Regions from separate parts of the Homo sapiens genome. Here all the other regions are linked to region 2. Evidence: chromatin loops called from intact Hi-C (ENCODE). Cell type or tissue: endothelial cell of umbilical vein. All regions are shown on one strand. Region 1 overlaps OXA1L-DT (OXA1L divergent transcript). Region 2 overlaps ABHD4 (abhydrolase domain containing 4, N-acyl phospholipase B). Region 3 has its middle 46 kb from the start of OR6J1.

What was found. A loop is a pair of places that touch in the nucleus more often than their neighbours do. Peaks named below come from ENCODE experiments on the same cell type or tissue, not always from the same donor. Only the 100,000 strongest peaks of a DNase experiment are listed, where the experiment ranks them.
Region 1: a loop joins it to region 2, with 9 times the contacts of the local background. A loop is called at or near these places in 1 of 110 quality-filtered maps.
Region 3: a loop joins it to region 2, with 9 times the contacts of the local background. A loop is called at or near these places in 1 of 110 quality-filtered maps.

The regions. Positions count from the first base shown.
Region 1 is chr14:22,736,239-22,744,238 of GRCh38, reverse strand. All of the region lies in intron 1 of OXA1L-DT (OXA1L divergent transcript), which reads left to right. Among named protein-coding and RNA genes, the nearest start is that of OXA1L-DT, 26 kb to the left of the region's middle. RefSeq lists an enhancer at 6,812-6,981. In endothelial cell of umbilical vein, no CTCF peak of the experiment used is centred here; DNase peaks (open chromatin) are centred at 4,048 and 4,578; H3K27ac peaks cover 2,652 bases.
Region 2 is chr14:22,610,391-22,618,390 of GRCh38, reverse strand. ABHD4 (abhydrolase domain containing 4, N-acyl phospholipase B) reads right to left here. Exons shown (of 7, transcript NM_022060.3): 7 at 5,428-7,532. The coding sequence ends at 7,443. Among named protein-coding and RNA genes, the nearest start is that of ABHD4, 16 kb to the right of the region's middle. In endothelial cell of umbilical vein, no CTCF peak of the experiment used is centred here; a DNase peak (open chromatin) is centred at 4,020; H3K27ac peaks cover 2,887 bases.
Region 3 is chr14:22,685,861-22,693,860 of GRCh38, reverse strand. No RefSeq gene overlaps it. Among named protein-coding and RNA genes, the nearest start is that of OR6J1, 46 kb to the right of the region's middle. In endothelial cell of umbilical vein, no CTCF peak of the experiment used is centred here; DNase peaks (open chromatin) are centred at 2,470 and 4,460; H3K27ac peaks cover 3,732 bases.

The DNA of each region.
Region 1 (8,000 bases), 130 kb before region 2:
ACCCCCCACGTAATCACAATCCAGGATTTCAAACACAAAACTTCCATGTTCTCTACTCAGATTTCCCAGTTGTTAACATTTTGCCATATTTCTCTCTCTCTCTAACGTATATGATGATTCTTTTTCCAAACCATTGAAGAACAAGTTGCAAACACGATGATCCAACCCTTAAATACTACAGTGAATTTCCCCTGAACAAGGACATTTTTCCTGTATGATACAACTATCCCAATTCAGGAAGTCAACATTGATATAACGCTACTACACAATTAACAGACCCTGTTCAAATTTTGCCAACTGTTCCATTCTCTCTTTGTAGTCTAGAATGTGATCCAGTATCACATTGCATTACTTGTTGTGTCTTTTTAGTCTTCTTCCATCTAGAATTGTTTCTTAATGTTTCCTTGTCTTTCATGACCTTTACAGTTTAAACAGTATATTCTATTTCATTCTCTAAGTACTCTCAGTTGGGGTTTGTCTGATGCTTTCTCTTGTCCATACTCAGGTCATGAATTTTTGGCAGGAGTGGCCCCCAAAATAATACTAAGCTGGCTGGGTGTGGTGGCTCACGCCTGTAATCCCAGCACTTTGGGAGGTCAAGGCGGGTGGATCACCTGAGGTTGGGAGATCGAGACCAGCCTGACCAACATGGAGAAACCCCATCTCTACTGAAAATACAAAATTAGCTGGGCATGGTGGTGTATGCCTGTAATCCCAGCTACTTGGGAGGCTGAGGCAGGAGAATCACTTGAACCTGGGAGGCAAAGGTTGCGGTGAGCCGAGATTGCGCCATTGCACTCCAGCCTGGGTAACAAGAGTGAAACTCCGTCTCAAAAAAAAAAAGAAAAGAAAAGAAAAGAAAAAGAAAAACTTTTCCTTCTTCCTTAATCATTCATTCATTCATTCATTCATTTATTCATGTCAATGTGAACTCATGGATTCTTATGTTAGTCAATAGATTAGGATCTGTTATCATCATTTATTACAATGCTCAGATTGTCCCAGTTTTGGTCAGTGAAAACCCTCTCAAAGCTGAGTCCCATTTCCTTTGGATATATCTCCATCATTCTTTGAATACTTCCTTATTTTCTGCTATTATAGAGTATTCCAAACTCAACTTATACCCCAGCACTGGAATCTGTCATTTCTCCAAGGATTCCTGGCTCCTTTTAGTGGAGGATGGTATTTAGAAACCAAGATCTGGGTGCTTAGTAGGCTCATTGGAACTAGGGTTCACATGCACACATTGATTATCTATATCTATCTAATCATCATCTAGCAAATATAAATTCACACCAGTATCTCCAATTCCAATCCAATATCTCAATTTTTTTCTAGCTTTCTTCCATTCCATGTGGGAGAAGGTCACTCCATTTTTCTTGACCCTCTCAGCTTCTCAGTCCCATCTCTGGTGACACCTCCTTTGCCAGCATCTTCTTTGGTTCTCTGCCTCCCTGTGGCTGCCTCTTTGGTGGGCATTCTGCCTCCTTCATGGGATAGGCAGGAAGGGCAGGGAAGAGGGAAGAGGAAGAGCCATTCTGATATCCCCCTAGCTCTTTTTTTTTCTTTTAAATGGAGACGGGGTTTCACCATGTTGTCCAGGCTGGTCTTGAACATCCAAGCTCAGGCCGTCTGCCAGCCTCTGCCTCCCAAAGTGTTAGGATTACAGGCATGAGCCACTGCACCAGGCCTTCCCTGACTCTTTAGTTAGAACCCAACACTTTTCAGGAATTGATACACACTGAGAGTTTGACACCTCAAGATATTCCAGTGTGATGGGTTGTTTTATGACTTAAAGTGACTAATATTTGCAAGATGAGTTAGTGTTTAGTGAGAATAGGGGAAAGGAGTAGACAGAGGGGAGAAAATAATGGAAAGGGATAAATAATCTCCCTTCTAGTTGGGGATGGACAGAACTCAACTCTAGTCTTAGTTTTATAGGGGCAATGATTCTCACCAGTGCTCATGCCCCAGAGCATGCGCTTGCCATAGAAAGGCTGGGTTGGTTGGAGTGGGGATGGAAAGTAGGTTTTCAGATCCATCAAGGAGAGAATGCACATTTTAGAATGGCTGTGGAATCAACTTGGCCTTTCCAGATGACCTGTGGTCAGGCTAGACTTTTTAGGACCTTTATTCTCTTTTTTTCTTTTTCTTTTCTTTTTTTCTTTCTTTCTTTCTTCCTTCCTTCCTTCCTTTCTCCTTCTTTCTTTCTCTCTCTCTCTCTCTTTCTTTCTTTCTTTCTTTCTTTCTTTCTTTCTTTCTTTCCTTTCTTTGTTTCTTTCCCTTCCTTCCTTCCTTCCTTCCTTCCTTCCTTCCTTCCTTCCTTCCTTCCTTCCTTCCTTCCTTCCTTTCTCTCTCTCTCTCTTTCTTTCTTTGTCTCTTTCTTTCTTTCTCTCTCTTTATCTCTTTCTCCTTTCTTTCTTTCTTTTTTTGACAGAGTCTCACTCTGTAGCCCAGGCTGGAATGCAGTGGTGTGATCTCAGCTTACTGCAGCCTCCGCCTCCCGGATTCAAGCGATTCTCCTGTGTCTGCCCGCCAAGTAGCTGGATTACAGGTGCCCGCCACCACGCCCGGCTAATTTTTGTATTTTTAGTAGAGATGAGGTTTCACCGTGTTGGCCAGGCTGGTCTCTAACTCCTGACCTCAAGTGATTCACCCCCCTCAGCCTCCCAAAGTGCTGGGATTACAGGCGTCAGCCACCACGCCCGGCGTTTAGGTTCCTTTAAAGTCATAACCAGGACTCTGTCCCCAGGTTGGAAGTCAAAATGGTCTTTGTAGGGCAGGGGAACACCCTGCCATCATTCCTCAGCTCTAATCTAATCTAATAACTTCTATTGCCCTGTTAATTTGTTAATAAACTTCCAGAACTCCTTGACAGACCAACTGTTCTTTATATTTTGTCTAGTAAACTAGAAGGGGTAGGAGATTGATAACCTGGGATCAAACTCACAAGAGTTAGGTGACACTTGTCTGTTATAAAGTTACACTTTGGCTCATATCTGTAAATAGGGAACAGCAATGAGCAAATTCAAGAATTAATGTTCGGCCAGGCACGGTGGCTCACGGCTGTAATCCCAGCACTTTGGGAGGCTGAGGCGGGCGGATCACGAGGTCAGGAGATCAAGACTATCCTGGCTAACACGGTGAAACCCCGTCTCTGCTAAAATACAAAAAATTAGCCGGGCGTGGTGGCGGGCACCTGTAGTCCCAGCTACTTGGGAGGCTGAGGCAGGAGAATGGCGTGAACCCGGGAGGCGGAGCTTGCAGTGAGCCAAGATCGCACCACTGCACTCTAGCCTGGGCGACAGAGCGAGACTCCATCTCAAAAAAAAAAAAAAGAATTAATGTTCAATGTATTGATTTGTTTGATATAGTCATTACTAGCAGTCTCTAAAACATAGTTATCTGAATTTCTAACAGTGGGTACAATTGCCCAGGCCTTGTATATCTGGCTGTGTAAGACAGTGGCTAACAGTGAGGATTGTCTCAGACAGTCAAGGTTTGCATCCTGATGACTAAGGATATACTTACCAGATATGTGTCATTAGGCACAACATTTTCCTCACCTGTGAAATCTGTAAGTATCACATCAGGCTGTTTTGAGGTTTAAGTGAGATAACACAAAGTTTTTTTGTTTATGTAGGTCATAGTTTTATTATTACTAATAATATTGGCATTATTTTTCTGAAACAAATATACATCAGATAAAATGAGTAACTTTGTCAATGTCACTAGGACCAATATTTTCATCATAAGTGATTATAGTCTTAGGGAAATTGCCTAAAAGTGAAATGGCTGGGTCAGGAGGTCTGCACATTTTAAGGCTTTTTTTTCCCATTCCTAGACTGCGCTCCTGAGGATCACACTAGCTGTTGGAGAGCATCAGTTTTCTGAATTCTCTACAACATAGTTATTACTATTTTGCCAGTTTTATGTGTTGAGATGAACGTTGTTCTTATTTTAAAAAAACAGGAACTGAGGCTGAAGAAGGCTATGAATGATAGAGTGGACAGCAGTGCATGAGGACAGCTGGGCCAACTCTTCAATATCACACCTTCATTACTCATTCTCACTAGAAGGCCATATTCCTCCCAAGTAAAATGGGTGTCAGTTTACCTAGATTATATGTTAATTTGTTCCTTTTTATGGCTGAGGAGCATTCCATAGTATGGGTCTTCCACCATACGCTTATCTATTCACTAGTTGATGGACATGTGGGCTGTTTCTAGTTTTTGGCTATCATTAATAAAGCTGCATACAAGTCTTTGAGTAGATCTCTATTTTCATTTTCTTTGGGTACACATCTAAAAAGGGATTTGATGGTTTGTATGGTAAGTATATGTTAAACTTTATAAGAGAAGGTTAGAGTATTTTCTAAAGTGATTATATCATTTTGCACTCCCACTAGCAATGTATGAGAGTTCCAGTCACACATAGACTCTGAGATGGAGCAAAGACCCCTCTTGGGGGCCTGCCAGGGATGACCTTCCCCACAAAGCATGGAAATAAAGAAAAATCTTGAATTCCTTCAAGGGAAATTCCAGGCACCTAGCTAGCCTTGAGAAGTAAATGAACAACTTGATAAGCAAGAAGGGAATGGTAGCTTAAAACAATAGCCAAGGAAGTTGAAGTCACAGGATGTTTGGTTTCCTTTAGAAACTGAAGATAACATCTTAACATATATCCCTGAGTTGTTTTTCAGAAACCCAGACCTCCATCAAATGGCTCCTCTGGCACGCAGACCTCAGATAAGGGGGAAACTGAGGAATGAATGCTGGCCACCATTCTTTGTTATAAATTTCTTCCTGAAGGGTGTGGAGGGAGCATGCCCATAAACCAGAGCTAACATTCTTTTCTGCTGATCCTAAATTTTTTACAAAGTTTTCCCTCCTTAACCAATTGCAAATCAGAAAAATCTTTGAATTCACCTGTGGCCTGTGAGCCCCGATTTGAGATGTCCTGTATGGCCTCCATGTATTGATTTATGATTTTTTTTTTTGAGACAGAGTCTCACTCTGTCACCCAGGCTGGAGTGCAGTGGCACAATCTTGGCTCACTGCAACCTCTGCCTCCCTGGTTCAAGTGATTCTCCTGCCTCAGCCTTCCAAATAGCTGGGGATTACAGGCGCCTGCCACCACACCTGGCTAATTTTTGTACTTTTAGTAGAGATGGGGTTTTTTCACGTTGGCCAGGGTGGTCTTGAACTCCTGACCTCAGGTGATCTACCTGCCTCGGCATTCCAAAGTGCTGGGATTACAAGTGTGAGCCACAGCACCTGGCCCAATTTATGATTTTTGCCCATAACCGCTGTTTCCTTGCCTTAAAAAACCATTAACTGTAAGCCACTGGGGAGGTTGGGTCTTAAGTGTGAGCTGCCTGATTCTCCTTGTTGGGTGCCCTGCAAATAAATGCCCTCCTTTCTCCCACTGCAAAAAACTTGGTGTGGATGTTTGACTTTACTGTGCTGGGTGAGCGAACCCAAGTTCAGTTTGATAACTCTTTATAGGATCTCTCACATACATAGACTCTACTTTTCCTACCATTAATGGATTTTGAAAGGGCCTTTTTTTTTTTTTTTTTTTTTTTACCGTGAAACTCCAGAAAAAGTTTTGTAATTGCCCAACAGGTTTCTCCTGCCTACTATACAGACAAAACCAATTCACAGAGACCATGGCGTTGCAGTAAAGAAAGAGTTTAATTAAAACTTGGCTAGGCATGTGGAAAACAGAATTATTACTGAAATCAGCCTCCCTGAGAACTCAGAGGCTAGGGTTTTTGTAGATAATTTGGTGAGCAGGGGCTAAGGAGTGGGTGCTGCTGACTGGTTGGGGATAAAATCATAGGAATGCAGAAAACAATCCTTGTGTGCTGAATCTACCTCTGGGTCAGGGCTGCAGGATCAGTTGAGTCATGAGATAGAATACAAAAGTCTGGAAAACATCTTAAAAGACCAATCTTAGGTCCTAGCATCACTATTACATTGTAATTTTTTTTTTTTTCAGATGGAGTTTCACTCTTGTTGCCCAGGCTGGAGTGCAGTCATGCGATCTCAGCTCACTGCAACCTCCACCTCCCGGGTTCAAGCGATTCCCCTGCCTCAGCCTTCCGAGTAGCTGGGATTACAAGCATGTGCCACCACACCCGGCTAATTTTGTATTTTTAGTAGAGATGGGGTTTCTCCATGTTGGTCAGGCTAGTGTGGAACTCCCAACCTCAGGTGATTTGCCTGCCTTGGCCTCCCAAAGTGCTGGGATTACAGGCGTGAGCCACTGCGCCTGGCCTTTTTTTTTCTTTTGAGACAGAGTCTCACTCTGTTGCCAGGCTGGAGTGCAGTGGCAAGATCTCCGCTCACTGCAACCTCTGCCTCTTGGGTTCAAGCGATTCCCCTGCCTCAGCCTCCAGAGTAGCTGGGACGATAGGCACACACCATCACACCCAGCTAATTTTTGTATTTTTAGTAGAGACGGGGTTTCACCATGTTGGCCAGGATGGTCTCGATCTCTTGACCTCATGATCCTCCCACCTCAGCCTCCCAAAGTGTTGGGATTACAGGCGTGAGCCACCACCTATATTGTCCGGCCTATATTGTATGGTTATGGGGCAGTTGGGGAAATCACAAATATTGTGACCTCTGGCAACATGACTCCTGAGCAGTAAGTGGTTATAGAAACTATGTTTACATCCTTAGCAGAATTCAGGCTCCTCCCATAATCCTAATCTCATGGCCTATCATTCATTTTTAGTCCCTGAGCAAGGAAGGAGGGGGTTAGTGTTAGGTAAGGATTATTATCATTCTTGCCTGCAAGTTAAACTATAAATTGAATTCCTCCCATGGTTAGTTTGGCCACACCCAGGCATGAGTGAGGACAGTCAGCCTGTGAGGCTTAGAAGCAAGATGGAGTCAGTCATGGAGGCAGTCATGGAGGCCTGGAGGCATGATTAGAAGCAGTCATGGAGGCAGTCATGACAGCCATTTCTCCCACTGTCATAATCCTTGCAGAGGCAGTTTCAGTTTCAGAATCTGTTTCAGTTACTCATTCAAAGAGTTAGTATAACAGATTCCACTGCTAGAAAACTGCTGGGTGTGGTGTCAGAGCCCTGGCATCAGCATTGGGCAGTGATGGACTTGCAGGTTGGTAAGAAGAATCTACCGACTATAGTATAGGTTTGAAAAAGGAAAGTTTTGGGCCGGGTACGGTGGCTCATGCCTGTAATCCCAGCACTTTGGGAGGCTGAGGTGGGTGGATCACCTGAGGTCAGGAGTTCAAGACTGGCCTGGCCAACATAGTAAATCCCCATCTCTACAAAAATACAAAAATTAGCTGGGCGTGTTGGCATGCACCTGTAATCCCAGCTGCTTGGGAGACTGAGGCAGGAGAATCACTTGAACCCTGTAGGCGGAGGTTGCAGTAAACCAAGACCATGCCATTGCACTCCAGGCTGGGAGAGTGAGACTCCGTCTCACAAAAAAAAAAAAAAAGAAAAAGGAACGTTTTATTAGAAAGAAAGAATGCTACAGAAGATGGCAGTGGCACACTAGAGGAGTGAAAACGCCAGTGGATTTTTCCTTAGGGTATTTATGGACCTTAATGCAGGAGCTGAAGGGAAATTTGCACAATAAATGATTACATTTACAGATATTTTGGTGCCTTAATGTCAGCAAGGGTTGCACAATGAGTTTCAACATGCATGCATTCTGGAGATGTATAGAAATTCTAGTTACTGGCCGGGCGCGGTGGCTCACGCCTGTAATCCTAGCACTTTGGGAGGCCGAGACGGGCGGATCACGAGGTCAGGAGATCGAGACCATCTTGGCTAACACGGTGAAACCCCGTTTCTACTAAAAATACAAAAAATTAGCCGGGCGTGTTGGCGGGCGCCTGTAGTCCCAGCTACTTGGGAGGCTGAGGCAGGAGAATGGCATGAACCTGGGAGGCGGAGCTTGCAGTGAGCCGAGATCGCGCCACTGCACTCCAACCTGGGAGACACAGCGAGACTC
Region 2 (8,000 bases):
GAAGAGATGGATAAATTCCTGGACACATACACCCTCCCAAGACTAACCCAGGAAGAAGTTGAATCTCTGATAGACCAATAACAGGGTCTGAAATTGAGGCAATAATAGCTTACCAACCAAAAAAAGTCCAGGACCAGATGGATTCACAGCTGAATTCTACCAGAGGTACAAGGAGGAGCTGGTACCATTCCTTCTGAAACTATTCCAATCAATAGAAAAAGAGGGAATCCTCCCTAACTCATTTTATGAGGCCAGCATCATCCTGATACCAAAGCCTGCCAGAGACACAACAAAAAAAGAGAATTTTAGACCAACATCCCTGATGAACATCGATGCAAAAATCCTCAATAAAATCCTGGCAAACCGAATCCAGCAGCACATCAAAAAATTTATCCACCATGATCAAGGGGGCTTCATCCCTGGGATGCAAGGTTGGTTCAACATACACATATCAATAAATGTAATCCAGCATATAAAGAGAACCAACGACAAAAACCACTTGATTATCTCAATAGATGCAGAAAAGGCCTTTGACAAAATTCAACAACACTTCATGCTAAAAACTCTCAATAAATTAGGTATTGATGGGACGTGTCTCAAAATAATAAGAGCTATCTATGACGAACCCACAGCCAGTATCATAATGAATGGGCAAAAACTGGAAGCATTCCCTTTGAAAACTGGCACAAGACAGGGATGCCCTCTCTCACCACTCCTATTCAACATAGTGTTGGAAGTTCTGGCCAGGGCAATCAGGCAGGAGAAGGAAATAAAGGGTATTCAATTAGGAAAAGAGGAAGTCAAATTGTCCGTGTTTGCAGATTACGTGATTGTATATCTAGAAAACCCCATCGTCTCAGCCCAAAATCTCCTTAAGCTGATAGGCAACTTCAGCAAAGTCTCAGGATACAAAATCAATGTGCAAAAATCACAAGCATTCCTATACACCAATAACAGACAGAAAGCCAAATCATGAGTGAACTCCCATTCACAATTGCTTAAAAGAGAATAAAATACCTAGGAATCCAGCTTACAAGGGACGTGAAGGACTTCTTCAAGGAGAACTATAAACCATTGCTCAATGAAATAAAAGAGGATACAAACAAATGTAAGAACATTCCATGCTCATGGGTAGGAAGAATCAATATCGTGAAAATGGCCATACTGCCCAAGGTAATTTATAGATTCAATGCCATCCCCATCAAGCTACCAATGACTTTCTTCACAGAATTGGAAAAAATTACCTTAAAGTTCATATGGAAGCAAAAAAGAGCCCTCATTGTCAAGTCAATCCTAAGCCAAAAGAACAAAGCTGGAGGCATCATGCTACCTGACTTCAAACTATACTACAAGGCTACAGTAACCAAAACAGCACGGTACTGGTACCAAAATAGAGACATAGACCAATGTAACAGAATAGAGCCCTCAGAAATAATGCCGCATATCTACAACCATCTGATCTTTGACAAACCTGACAAAAACAAGAAATGGGGAAAGGATTCCCTATTTAATAAATGGTGCTGGGAAAACTGGCTAGCCGTATGTAGAAAGCTGAAACCGGATCCCTTCCTTACACCTTATACAAAAATTAATTCAAGATGGATTAAAGACTTAAATGTTAGACCTAAAACCATAAAAACCTGAGAAGAAAACCTAGGCAACACCATTCAGGACATAGGCCTGGGCAAGGACTTCATGTCTAAAACACCAAAAGCAATGGCAACAAAAGCCAAAATTGACAAATGGGATCTAATTAAACTAAAGAGCTTCTGCACAGCAAAAGAAACTATCATCAGAGTGAACAGGCAACCTACAGAATTGGAGAAAATTTTTGCAATCTACTCATCTGACAAAGGGCTAATATCCAGAATCTACAATGAACTCAAACAAATTTACAAGAAAAAAAACAAACAACCCCATCAAAAAGTGGGTGAAGGATATGAACTTCTGAAAAGAAGACAATTTATGCAGCCAAAAGACACGTGAAAAAATGCTCATCATCACTGGCCATCAGAGAAATGCAAATCAAAACCACAGTGAGATACCATCTCACACCAGTTAGAATGGCGATCATTAAAAAGTCAGGAAACAACAGGTGCTGGAGAGGATGTGGAGAAATAGGAACACTTTTACAGTGTTGGTGGGACTGTAAACTAGTTCAAGCATTGTGGAAGTCGGTGTGGCGATTCCTCAGGGATCTAGAACTAGAAATACCATTCGACCCAGCCATCCCATTACTGGGTATATACCCAAAGGATTATAAAACATGCTGCTATAAAGACACATGCACACGTATGTTTATTGTGGCACTATCACAATAGCAAAGACTTGGAACCAACCCAAATGTCCAACAATGACAGACTGGATTAAGAAAATGTGGCGCATATACACAATGGAGTACTATGCAGCCATGAAAAATGATGAGTTCATGTTGTTTGCAGGGACATGGATGAAGCTGGAAACCATCATTCTCAGCAAACTATCACAAGGACAAAAAACCAAACACTACATGTTCTCAGTCATAGGTAGGCATTGAACAATGAGAACACATGGACACAGGAAGGGGAACATCACACACCAGGGACTGTTGTGGGGTGGGGGGAGGGGGGAGGGATAGCATTAGGAGATATACCTAATGTTAAATGACAAGTTAATGGGTGCAGCACACCAACATGGCACACGTATACATATGTAACAAACCTGCACGTTGTGCACATGTACCCTAAAACTTAAAGTATAAAAAAGAAAAGTCAATATTATTATTATTATTATTTTGAGACAGAGTCTCGCTCTGTCGCCCAGGCTGGAGTGCAGTGGTGTGACCTCGGCTCACTGCAGCCTCGGCCTCCCGGGTTCAAGCGATTCTCCTGCCTCAGCCTCCCGAGTAGCTGGGACTACAGGTGCCTGCCACCACGCCCAGCTAATTTTTGTATTTTTATTAGTGATGGGGTTTCACCATGTTGGCTGGGCCGGTCTTGAACTCCTGACTTAGTGACCTGCCCGCCTTGGCCTCCCAAAGTGTTGGGATTACAGGCGTGAGCCACCGCGCCCAGCAAAAAACCGTCAATATTATAATAGCGAGAGGAGAATGTTTATCTTGAGATATTTCACCAGGATGGGGTTGAGACAGACCCTCAGAATCTCAAGTGGCTTTCTTGCTTCTGCCAGATAGACCAGGACCCTGAGGAAGGACAGAAAAGGAAGGGAGACTGAGAGAAAGGACCCTCCAGACCTCATCCGAGGACTCTGTATGAATTGAAAAGTCACAAAATGAGAAAAAATCTTGTGCACCATTCATTGGACATTGTGTTTGTTATCAGTTAAGAGTAGGAGTCTTAGGCTGGGCGCGGTGGCTCACATCTGTAATCCTAGCACTTTGGGAGGCCAAGGTGGGTGGACCACCTGAGGTCAGGAGTTCGAGACCAGCCTGACCAATATGGTGAAACCCCATCTCTACTAAAAATACAAAAATTAGCTGGGCATGGTGGCGGGTGCCTGTGGTCCCAGTTACTCAGGAGGCTGAGGCAGGAGAATTGCTTGAACCTGGGAGGCAGAGGTTGCAGCGAGCCGAGACTGCACCATTGCATTCCAGCCTGGGCAACAGAGTGAAAAAAAAAAAAAAAAAAAAAAGAGTAGGAGTCTTTTCTATCTGGCCATGAACTGTACCTGCAGGGTCATGGATCAGAATGGAAAGAGGTACTCATCAAGATTTCACCACCGTTTTGGCAATGAAACCAGACTACATTTTTAGCACACATACTTTGGTGTCTATACCGAGGAGGAAGTTAAATTTAGCACATTTTCTGCTAGTCGCTGAATACTGCAGTACCACCTGGGTCTTAAGTTGAGTCACAGTCCTTTTAATGTCTGTCTGTGGAATCTCTCCTTTTAAACTGCTAGGCATTTGAGGAGCCTGGATTTATGGTTCAAACTGTCACCATAAATCCTTAGTGCCCACCCAGAAACTGTGCTGATTGGGTAGAATGTTCATAGTAATTTCTTAGTCCCACCTAGTGGAATGTTAGGAATGTTCCTGTCAGATGGGGTGTGTGTCTGCGTGCTGGCTTGTGCCCATGCGTGCAGACCATGTAGTATAAACAGGGGACTCTGGGTGACCTTTCTCAGACTCTTCTTGCGTCTGCTCCTGAAGAATGTGTTTGCCTCGTGTTGAGTTGGAAAAAGCAGATCAGCATGTTGTGCTACCTCCAAAAAAAAAAAGTGATTCTGGAGCAAGCAGAATGAACTCTCAGGGGCACAGGCCCTACTCTACCCAGCCTTCTGGGTCAAATGTCAGAGACAGAGTCCCTTAGACCAGTTCCTGCAGACACAGGGCACCAGAATCTCCTAGGAATGTGTTTAAATGTAGATTTCACGGTCAGACTCCATTCAGGTTAACCAGATCAAACTCTAGGGAATACAGCTCAGGAATCTATATTTAAAAAAAAATACCCCCAGGTTGTTTTGTTATGTGACTGGGTTTGGTAACCACTGCCTCACTTGGCCCGTTCTTCAAGAGGGTGGTAGGGTCATGCAGTGTTGATATTAAGTCTTTTAGATTTTACCATCTAAGCATCTTTTGCATTTTTCCCCTCTCTGTGTCCATTAGCCCCTAGCCAAGTCCAAACTACCATCAGCTCTGGCCTGGACCACTGCAGCAGCCTCAAAGTTCTCATCCCCCTCTCATCTGAACTCCACAGAGCAGCCAGAATGGCTCTTTCAATCTCAGGCTGATTTTGTCACACTCCCTACCCCACCCTGACCCCCATTCATTTCCTTCCATTGCTTTTTAGAATGAACACAACATTCTTCATGTGGCCAGAGGATCTGCTGAGCTGGTCCCTACTGATCTCACCAGACTTCTCTCCCAGCCACCTGCCTTTGCAGTCGCCCCTCTCTCCAGACAGTCCTTCCCCTTTCCCTGGTCCTGCCTTCAGGCACAGCTGCCATCACTTCTGCAGGAGGTTTTCTCAATTCTCACGGGTAGCACTTTAGCAATTTTACATTGATTTACATAATATTTTGACTAGGTGCATCTCTTTGAGTGAACTGGAATTTCTCACAAAGGCAGACACTCTCTGTTTCTTCACTATTGCAGCCCTAGTGGTTGGCATGTAGTAAGCTCTATATACCTGCCTTCTCCTCCCTATAAAAATCCTCAGAGAAGACACAGGGTCCTGAGATGGATCAGAACTTTGTAATTATATTCAGGAGGAGTTCTGTCTATTCATTCATCATGACATGTGTAGTATCATGTGCTTTTTTTTTAAAATTTAGGTTTAATACATTTTCAATCAGCCTATGCACATGGAATATGCGCCATTTAGAACCGTGGAATTCTGGGCCCAGCTGGACTCAGCCAGCACAGAGCAAGCACTGTTAGTAATGATTTGAACACTTTTTTGAATACTTGGTATATCTCACTTCCCGTGGCATGATGAAAACAAACATTTATTGAACACGAACTATGTGCTAGATGTACCCTTTGTCTTTATGTTGCTTATGGTCTGGGGAGGAAAGAGACGCTAAACAAGTAACCACAAGTTTATAAGTTTTACAAAAGGGGCAGATGATATGCCACAGAGATGCAGAACAGAGGGGTCCGAGTCTAGTTTAGGGAATCAGGGGAAGGCATCTCTGCATAAGGAATATTTGAGCTGAGATCCAGAGGATGAGAGGAAGTTAGAGCAGGATGCAGGGAGCAGTACATGTGTGGGCTTCCCTTGAACTTAGGAAGAAAGGGTGTCTAATGGGCAGCAGGAAGTACTAAGTTCCACCTCTCTACTGTGAACTGGGGCTTGCCCCATCCACACTGTGGATCTCGACTCCTCATTTGTCATGAGTGGTTGGCTGAGAGGGCCTGTGCTGACCTGGACTCTGGGCTGGGTCTAGCGGGCAAACGCCACACTAAAAGGAGAAGGAGTCGTGGGTAGGCAGGCAACCCTCAGGACTCCCTTCTCTCAGGCATCACACAGGCTGTTGCGAATTCAGCACCACCAGTGATCAGAGCAATTTTAAACATCATCCCCACCGGTAATTTTTACTCGTTTCTTTATTAATATAGAAAAGGAGCCCAGGGCAGCTGGACCAGTAGTACAAAGCACCAGGAGTTAATACCATTCTGGTGAAGGGGATGGTTTTACAAAAGTGAAGGAGCAGGCAGGAGCCACCAGGTTCTGAGGCCAGGCCCAGCCTACTGCCCAGAACCCCTGAAACGGCTCCCTGGGAAAAAGCTGACAGATGGGTCAGGGGTGGATTGAGCTGGAAACCATGGGGACAGATGGCAGGGATAGAGGGTCATGCAGTGGGAACCACCCAGTGGCTGATAAGGACAGGGAACTTGTGGCTGGAGGCTCCCCATTGGGCCATGGGCAGGGGCTTGCAGATGGCCTCAGCTCTGGGGGCAGGTAGAGAAACTGCAGAGACTGATGGGCATGGAGAACCCAGACATGGCCCTGGGGCTGAAGGGCCTTTCCACCCTCTCTTCACCAGGAGCCACCTTTGCTCTATACTACATATGGGGCTTCAGGGCCCAAGGCACAGGGGAGGCTCAGAGGCCTCCAGTTGGGAGGAAGATGGGGCAAGGAAGGAAGCACTTGAGTGTCCCTAGCTTAGGCAGCCGGGGATGAGACACAGGCAGGACAACAGCACCCCCGCATAGTGGGGCTAGAATGTGGGACAGGGACGGGCTTATCCTCGGCCAGTGACTAGGACCAGCCCCATGGCAATGGTGCCTGTCTCCAGCCTTAGCAAATCAAGTGTGCAACAAGCACAGGGTGTCGGCAGACCTGGGCTCTAGCCTTACAAGCTCTGCCAGAACTTGAATCACACAGAGCTGTATCACCATGGTCCAGCCATGTCCTGCCTTGGCCTGTTTCCTCCTCTGTCAATGAGGGCTTTGAATAAGACCTCCTAGGTCATGAAAAGGACTCTGCAGGTGAAGGGAACTCCAGGACCTGCTCTTGGCAGTTAAGCAGACCCTGGATGGAACTGGTATGGGATGGGGTGAAGTGGGGGATGGAGGAGGAAGGTGTTCTTGCATGGAACCTATCCCCACAAACACTACAGAGTGAGGAAAGGCCACTGGAAGCCCTTCTTTGCCCAGAGGAAGAAAGGCCACAGAGAGAGTGAATGTGGCTTGGTGCAATCCCTTCACATCCTCCACCATCTGGGTAACACTTGGCAAGGAGTGGATGGGTGGCATTGTGCAACCCTTTATGTTCTTCCCTGGGGGTGGCACTCAAGGCCTCTTGTGGCTTCTGCCTTCAGCCTTCAGTGTAGGGTCAAGAGTGTTCTTTTCACTGTCGTCCTGTTCTGGGAACAGCACAAGACTCTGCCTGGCTGGCACATGTTAGTTGGTGAGGAAAGGACAGAGTGGGTGAGTAAGCAGACAGGGAGGTAAGAGTGACTCTCTGGCTTTCTCCTCTTCCTCTTCAGAGAGCAGCTCAATCAACTGAGTCGCAGATCTCCTCCACCACAGCATTGAAGATGTGTGGCTGGTCAGCATAGACATGGTGGGAGGCACCCTTAATCTCCTGTGGAGAGAGAACCCGCAGGGGTGGGATGGCCTTTTATTCCTGGTGCTGGGAAGCCTTCACGCTATTTCTTTTCCCCTTAGACTTGCTTGCCTGCCACCCACGAGCTCTTATCAGAGATAATGCTCCACCTTTCTCGCTTGGATCTTGGTATTTTCCTTTGACAGCCAATGCTTTCCCATTCTACTTACTTGATAAACATTCACTGTGTCTTTCCTTCTGTGTTAGCCCCACCACTGATCTGCTCATTTAATCCAAAGGTCCAGTAAACCTGGGCCCATGGTTGGCACCCAGCCTCATTAAGCACACTCATTGGCACATGGCGGAGAGGGGTAAGAAAAAAGGGGAGGAGGTGTGGTGGGGAAGCTTCATGGCAGCCTCTACTATTCACTCTACTGCCCATGGCTCTGGTTTTGGGGTAGAAACTACATGGGGGCTGGAGTAGCAGCAGGTGCCTGGCTGCTAGAC
Region 3 (8,000 bases), 75 kb before region 2:
GAGGCTGAGGCAGGCAGATCTCGAGGTCAGGAGTTTGAGACAAGCCTAGCTAACATGGTGAAACCCCGTCTCTACTAAAAATACATAAATTAGTCGGGCGTGGTGGAGGGTGTCTGTAATCCCAGCTATTCGGGAGGCTGAGGCAGGAGAATTTCTTGAACCCGGGAGGCAGAGGTTGCAGTGAGCTGAGATCATGCCACTGCACTCCAGCCTGGGTGACAGAGCATGACTCCGTCTCGGAGGAGAAAAAAAAAAATCTGGGAAATCCTAGACAGATCAATTAGGCAAGGGAAATAAATAGACATCCAAACAGGAAAAGAAGTCAAATTATCTTTCCTCAGATGATGTTATTCTCCATCTAGAAAACCCTACAGACTCTGCCAAAAGGCTAATGGAACTGATAAATGACTTCAGTAATGTTTCAGGACACAAAATCAATGTACAAAAATCGGTTGCATTTCTATATACCTATAATGTTCAAGCTGAGAGCCAAATCAGAACACAATCCCATTTACAATAGCCACACAAAAAATAAAATACCTAGGAATACATCTAACCAAGGAGGTGAAAGGTCTCTACAAGGAGAACTACAAAACACTGCTCAAAAAAATCACTGATGGCACAAACAAATGGCAAAACGTTCCACACTCATGGATTGGAAGAATAAATATCATTAAAATGACCATAGAACCCAAAGTAATCTATAGGTTCAATGCTATTCTGGTCAATGTCATTTCTCACAGAACTAGAAAAAGCTATTCTAAAATTCATATGGAAGCAAAAAGGGCCCAAATAGCCAAAGCAATCCTAAGCAAAAGGAACAAAGCTGTCAGCACCACATTACCTGACTTCAAAATATACTATAAAGCTACAGTAAGCAAAACAGCATGGTACAGTACAAAAACAGACACATAGACCAATGGAACAGAATAGAGAACCATAAGTAAAGCCACACCCCTACATCCATCTGATCTTCAACAAAGTTGACAAAAATAAGCAATGGGGGAAGAGACTCTCTATTCAATAAAGGGTGCTGGGATAACTGGCTAGCTATATGCAGAAAAATGAAACTGGACTCCTACCTTTTACCATGTACAAAATTAACTCAAGATGGATTAAATATTTAAATATAAGAGCTCAAACTGTAACAATTCTAGAAGAAAACCTAGGAAACATCATTCTGGACATCAGCCTTGGGAATGAATTTATTACTAAGTCCTCAAAAGCAATTGCAACAAAAACAAAAATTGACAGGTGGGATCTAATTAAACTAAAGAGCTTCTGCACAGCAAAAGAAACTATCAACAGACTAAACAGACAACCTACAGAATGGGAGAAACTATTCACAAACTGTGCAGCCAACAAAGATCTAATATCCAGATTCTATAAGAAACTTAATTCAACAAGCAAAAAATAAATAACCCAATTAAAAAATGGGCAAAAGACATGAACAGTCACTTCTCCAAAGAAGACTTTCAAGCAGCCAACAAACATGAAAAAATGCTCAATATCACTAATTATCAGAGAAATTCAGATCAAAACCACAAAGAGATACTATCTCATACCAGTCAGAAAGGCTATATTAAAAAGCCAAAAAACAACAGATGCTGGTGAGGCTGCAGAGAAAATGGAACACTTACACACTGTTGGTAAGAATGTAAATTAGTTCAGTCACTGTGGAAAGTTTTTTAAAGATTTCTCAAAGAACTTATAACAGAACTACCATTCAACCCAGCAATCCCATTACTGGGTATATATCCAAGAGAAAATAAACTGTTTTACCAAAAAGACATGTGCTTGCATGTTCATTGCAGCACTACTCACAATAGCAAGGACATGGAGTCAACCTAGGTGCCCACTGACAGTGGATTGGATAAAGAAAATATGGTACCTATATAACAAAGAATGCTATGCAGCCATTAAAAAGAATGAAATCATAGTTTTCTGCAGCAACATGTATGCAACTGAAGGGCATTATCCTAAGTGAATTAAAGCAGAAACAGAAAACCAAATATCGCATGATCTCGCTTATATGTAGAAGCTAAATATTGGGTACACATGGACAAAAAGATGGAAAAAATAGACACTGGGGACTACAAGATAGGGGAGGTAGGGAGTGGGGGAGAGGGTGGAAAAACTACCTATCAGGTACTATGCTCACTACCTGGGTGCTGGGTTCAGTCATACCCCAAACCTTAGCACCATACAATTCACCCATGTAACAAACCTGCATGTGTTATGAAAGTTATCACATTCTCTTGGGCTCCCACGCCTTTGCATATGCTGTTCTTCCTACTTGAAATGTTTTCCCGACCTTGGCCAAAAGCAGGTTGAGTTTTCCATTGGAAAACTTTTCTAAGTACTTCCCCCTTCCCTCCACCCAATCATACTTCTCTTGTCTATAAATAGTTCTGATATTGCACTAAATACTGTATCATCACTTCTGTTTTTTTCTTTGTATCCGCCTACTAACAATGTGACCCTGGACACATCCTGACAGCAGGAATTTAATCACATTTTTCTTTGTATTTCCAGCATCTGGCACAAGTACTTATATGGTGACATCATATAGATTGAAATGTTAACCATGATTTTGTTTTGATAAGCCACTGTGTGGAAAACCATGATTTTTTATGAGTATTTCTTATTCCTCTCAATTTGGGTAGGTAGACTGGGAAAGAAATGATGCAGAAGGAAGAGTAAAGCTTTTCTGAAGTTTAAGACTCATGGAGTGGAAAAAAGCTGATGGGTCAGAACATGCCTTTTTACTTCCTCAGATTCTGCACACTAGGGAGAAAGAGGAGACTTGAAAGAGAAGAAAGGACAGTTCAGAGCTAATGGGGCTCCAGAAAGGGGCATAGTGCTTTGCCTTTCCTAATTCCTGGCCAAGTCTGAAAGGGGAAATGATAGAACCACACATAGAGTTGTGGGTCTGAGAACAGAAAAAACTTGTGATTTGCTTTCTGGAAAGGGCCTTCAGGCAATGGCAATACCACAGAGGAGAAGAGGCTACATAAAGTTTCTAGGCAGGTGGGATTTTCAAGAGCATCAAGGAGTTTTCTGCAGCTCAGAGGTGCAGAAATAGAGTAATGAGGTATAGAGTGCCTGAGAGAGGTAAAGAAGTAGCAGGGAGAGCTGCCCAAGCTTCAAGGACCTCACTGAGAAGAATGAGGAGTGATGCACCAGCCACCTGTGTGGACTGACAACCTGGGACAGGGTGGGAGAATGCCAGAGGATAGATGGGCAAAGGACTGGCCATTTCCTAGTCCCTTCCCATCCTCCTCAGAACTTCAGCACAACTCTGAAGAAAAGTGTACTTGTGGGAGAACCCAGAATTGCCTGAGATTTAATTTCTGCCATCAGGCTAATGAGGCACCTAGGGAAATTAAGCTGAGTTTTTAAAATATCCAGAAAGTTAAATTTGTTGCACACGTGAGTCTCTGAACCCAGATGTGTATTTGCTTTACCTGGCATCAGGCAGTGTTATAACTCAATAAATTTATGTAAAATGTAAAAAGGAGTATCAAATTTCCCTAAATAAACTTTGCAATATAAACATAATTTATGTTATTAATTCTTTGTCAATAAAAATGTGGCAACATTCTGCTGCTCTGAGAGCTAGTGTCTCTTGGTCAATTACTTGATACAGTGGAAAAGACTTTGACCTTACAGTCAGATAAATATGGATGTATACACTGGCTCTGCAATCTGCTGGCTGGGTTACCCTTTCTCTCAGAACCTCATTTTACTCACAAAATAGGTGCTTAATATAGTTAGTTTCCTTCCTTTACCTTCTATTTTGTCCCACGATATCTCTGATAGTCTCACCTGTAGAGCTGCCATTACTATTAATATCAAATGGAATTTTTATTGATTATATCAATTAAATAAATTATTATTTTATTATTTTTTCACCATTTTGTTTTAAATTCATGTGTTAGTTATGTGTACTATTCTTTTTTTTTTTTTTGAGACAGGGTCTTGCTCTGTCATGCAGGCTGCAGTGCAGTGGTGTGATCTCAGCACACTGCAGCCTCGACTTGGTGGGCTCAAGTGATCCGCCCACCTCAGTCTCCCAAATAGCTAGGATTACAGGTGCATGCACCCACACCCATCTAATTTTTTTTTTTTTGGAGAGACAGGGTTTTGTCATGTTGCCCAGGCCGGTCTCAAACTCCTGACCTCAAGCAATCTGCTCACCTCAGCTTCTCAAAGTGCTGGGATTACAGGTGGTTATATCTACTATTCCAAAATAATATGTTTATACTACTATTTCTTGATTTATCTACTTTAAGCAATTTGATTTATCTACTTTAAATAACAGGTGAGGAATTTTGCTCACTTACAGTAATACTCTCCACAGGGCTGCTTACATGACTCATGACATGGCAGCTGGCTTCCTTCAGAGCGAGTGATCTGAGAGACAGCAAGTTGGAAGGTGCAATGACTTTTATGACCTAACTTTGAAATGCACACACCATCATATCCTCAATATCCTGTTGCTTATATGAGTCAGCCCCATTCAGTGTGAAAGGGATTACTCAAGGGCATGCATACCAGGCAAGATTGTACCAGAGAACTTATAAAGCTGTTGGTATGGTCTGAATGCATGGTCTGGCTAGTGGTCTATCTATTTGTTGATCTCTTCAAAAAACCAGCTCCTGGATTCATTGATTTTTTTGAAGGGTTTTTTGTGTCTCTCTCTCCTTCAGTTCTGCTGTGATCTTAGTTATTTCTTGTCTTCTGCTAGATTTTGAATTTGTTAGCTGTTGCTTCTCTAGTTCTTTTAACTTTGATGTTAGGGTGTCAATTTTAGATCTTTTCTGCTTTCTTTTGTAGGCATTTAATGCTATAAATTTCCCTCTACACACTGCTTTAAATGTGTCCCAGAGATTCTGGTATGTTGTGTCTTTGTTCTCATTGGTTTCAAAGAACATCTTTATTTCTGCTTTCATTTTGTTATTTACCCAGTAGCCATTCAGGAGCAGGTTGTTCAGTTTCCATGTAGTTGAGTGGTTTTGAGTGAGTTTCTTAATCCTGAGTTCTAATTTGATTGCACTGTGGTCTGAGAGACAGTTTGTTGTGATTTCTGTTCTTTTACATTTGCTGAGGAGTGTTTTACTTCCAATTATGTCATCAGTTTTAGAATAAGTGCAATGAGGTGCTGAGCAGAATGTATATTCTGTTGATTTGGGGTGGAGAGTTCTATAGATGTCTAATAGGTCCGCTTGGTCCAGAGTTGAGTTCTAGTCCTGAATATCCTTGTTAATTTTCTGTCTCGTTAACCTGCCTAATATTGACAGTAGGGTGTTAAAGTCTCCCATTACTATTGTGTGGGAGTCTAAGTCTCTTTGTAGGTCTCTAAGAACTTGCTTTATGAATCTGGGTGCTTCTGTATTGGGTGCATATATATTTAGGATAGTTACCTCTTCTTGCTGCATTGATCCCTTTACCATTATGTAATGCCCTTCTTTGTCTCTTTTGATCTTTGTTGGTTTAAAGTCTGTTTTATCAGAGATTAGGATTGCAACTTGTGCTTTTTTTTGCTTTCCATTTGCTTGGTAAATATTCCTCCATCCCTTTATTTTGAGCCTATGTGTATCTTTGCACATGAGATGGGTCTCCTGAATACAGCACACTAATGGGTCTTGACTCTTTATCCAATTTGCCAGTCTGTGTCTTTTAATTGGCGCATTTAGCCCATTTACGTTTAAGGTTAAAATTGTTGTGTGTGAATTTGATCCTGTCAATATGAGGCTAGCTAGTTGTTTTGCCCATTAGTTGATGCAGTTTCTTCATTGTGCCAATGTTCTTTACAATCTAGTATGTTTTTGCAGTGGCTGGTACCAGTTGCTCCTTTCCACGTTTAGTGCTTCCTTCAGGAGCTCTTGTAAGGCAGGCCTGGTGGTGACAAAATCTCTCAGCATTTGCTTGTCTGTAAAGGATTGTGTTTCTCCTTCGCTTATGAAGCTTAGTTTGGCTGGATATGAAATTCTGGGTTGAAAATTCTTTTCTTTAAGAATGTTGAATATTGGACCCCACTCTCTTCCGACTTGTAGAGTTTCTGCAGAGAGATCTGCTGTTAGTCTGATGGGCTTCCCTTTGTGGATAACCCGACCTTTCTCTCTGGCTGCCCTTAAAATTTTTTCCTTCATTTCAACCTTGGTGAATCTGAGAATTATGTGTCTTGGAGTTGCTCTTCTCAAGGAGTATCTTTGTGGTGTTCTCTGTATTTCCTGAATTTGAATGTTGGCCTGTCTTGCTAGGTTGGGGAAGTTCTCCTGGATAATAATCCTGAAGAGTGTTTTCCAACTTGGTTCCATTCTCCTCATCACTTTCAGGACACCAATCAAACACAGATTTGGTTTTCACATAGTCCTGTATTTCTTGGAGGCTTTGTTCATTCCTTTTTTTCCTTTTTCTCTAATCTTGTCTTCAAGCTTTATTTCATTAAGTCGATCTTCAATCACTGATATCCTTTCTTCTGCTTGATTGATTCAGCTATTGAAACTTGTGTATGCCTCACAAAGTTCTCATGCTGTGTTTTTCAGCTCCATCAGGTCATCTATGTTCTTTTCTACACTGGTTATTCTAGTTAGTAATTCATCTAACCTTTTTTCAAGGTTCTTAGCTTCCTTGCATTGGGTTAGAACATGCTCCTTTAACTTGGAGGAGTTTGTTATTACCCACCTTCTGAAGCCTTCTTCTGTCAATTCATCAAACTCATTCTCCATCCAGTTTTGTTCCCTTGCTGGCGAGGAGTTGTGATCCTTTGGAGGAGAAGAGGCATTCTGGTTTTTGGAATTTTTGACCTTCTTGTTCTTGTTTCTCCCCATCTTTGTGGATTTATCTACCTTTGGTCTTTGATGTTGGTGACCTTTGGATGGGGTCTTTGAGTGGATGTGCTATTCCTGTTTGTTAGTTTTCCTTCTGACAGTCAGGCCCCTTTGCTACCAGTCTGTTGGAGTTTGCTGGAGGTCCACTCCCAACCCTGTTTCCCTGGGTATCACCAGAGGATGCTGCAGAACAGCAAAGATTGCTGCCTGGTCTTTCCTCTGGAAGCTTCGTCCCAGAGGGGCACCTCCTAGATGCCAGCCAGAACTCTCCAGTATGAGGTGTCTGTTGGCCCCTACTGGGAGGTGTCTCCCAGTCAGGATACATGGGGGTCGGGGACCCACTTGAGGAGGCAGTCTGTCCCTTAGCAGAGCTTGAATGCTATGCTGGGAGGTCCACTGCTTTCTTCAGAGCTGTCAGGCAGAGACGTTTAAGTCTGCTGAAGCTGTGCCCACAGCTGCCTGTTTTCCCAGGTGCTCTGACCCAGGGAGATGGGGGTTTTATCTGTAAGTCCCTGACTGGGGCTGCTACCTTTTTTTTCAGAGATGCCCTGCCCAGAGAAGGGACGTCTGGCCACAGCAGCCTTGCTGAGCTGCAGTGGGCTCCGCCCAGTTTGAACTTCCCAGTGGCTTTCTTTATACTGTGAGTGTAAAACCACCTACTCAAGCCTCAGCAATGGTGGACGCCCCTCCCCCCACCAAGCTCGTGTCTCAGGTTGATCTCAGACTGCTGCTGTGCTGGCAGTGAGAATTTCAAGCTAGTGGATCTTAGTTTGCTGGGCTCTGTGGGGGTGGGACCCACCAAGCTCGATCACTTGGCTCCCTGGCTTCAGCACCCCTTTCCAGGGGAGTGAATGGCTCTGTCTCGCTGGCATTCCAGGCACCACTGGGGTATGGAAAAAAAGAACTCCGGCAGCTAGTTTGGTGTCTGCCCAAATGGCTGCCCAGTTTTGTGCTTGAAACCCAGGGCCCTGGTGGGGTAGGCACCGGAGGGAATCTCCTGGTTTGCGGGTTGCAAAAACCATGGGACAAGCACAGTGTCTGTACCAGAGTTCCTCAGGCTCAGTGCCTCATGGCTTCCTTTGGGTGGGGCAGAAAATTCCCTGACCCGTTGTGCTTCCCAGGTGAGATGGCTCCCCACCCTGCTTCAGCTTGCCCTCCATGGGC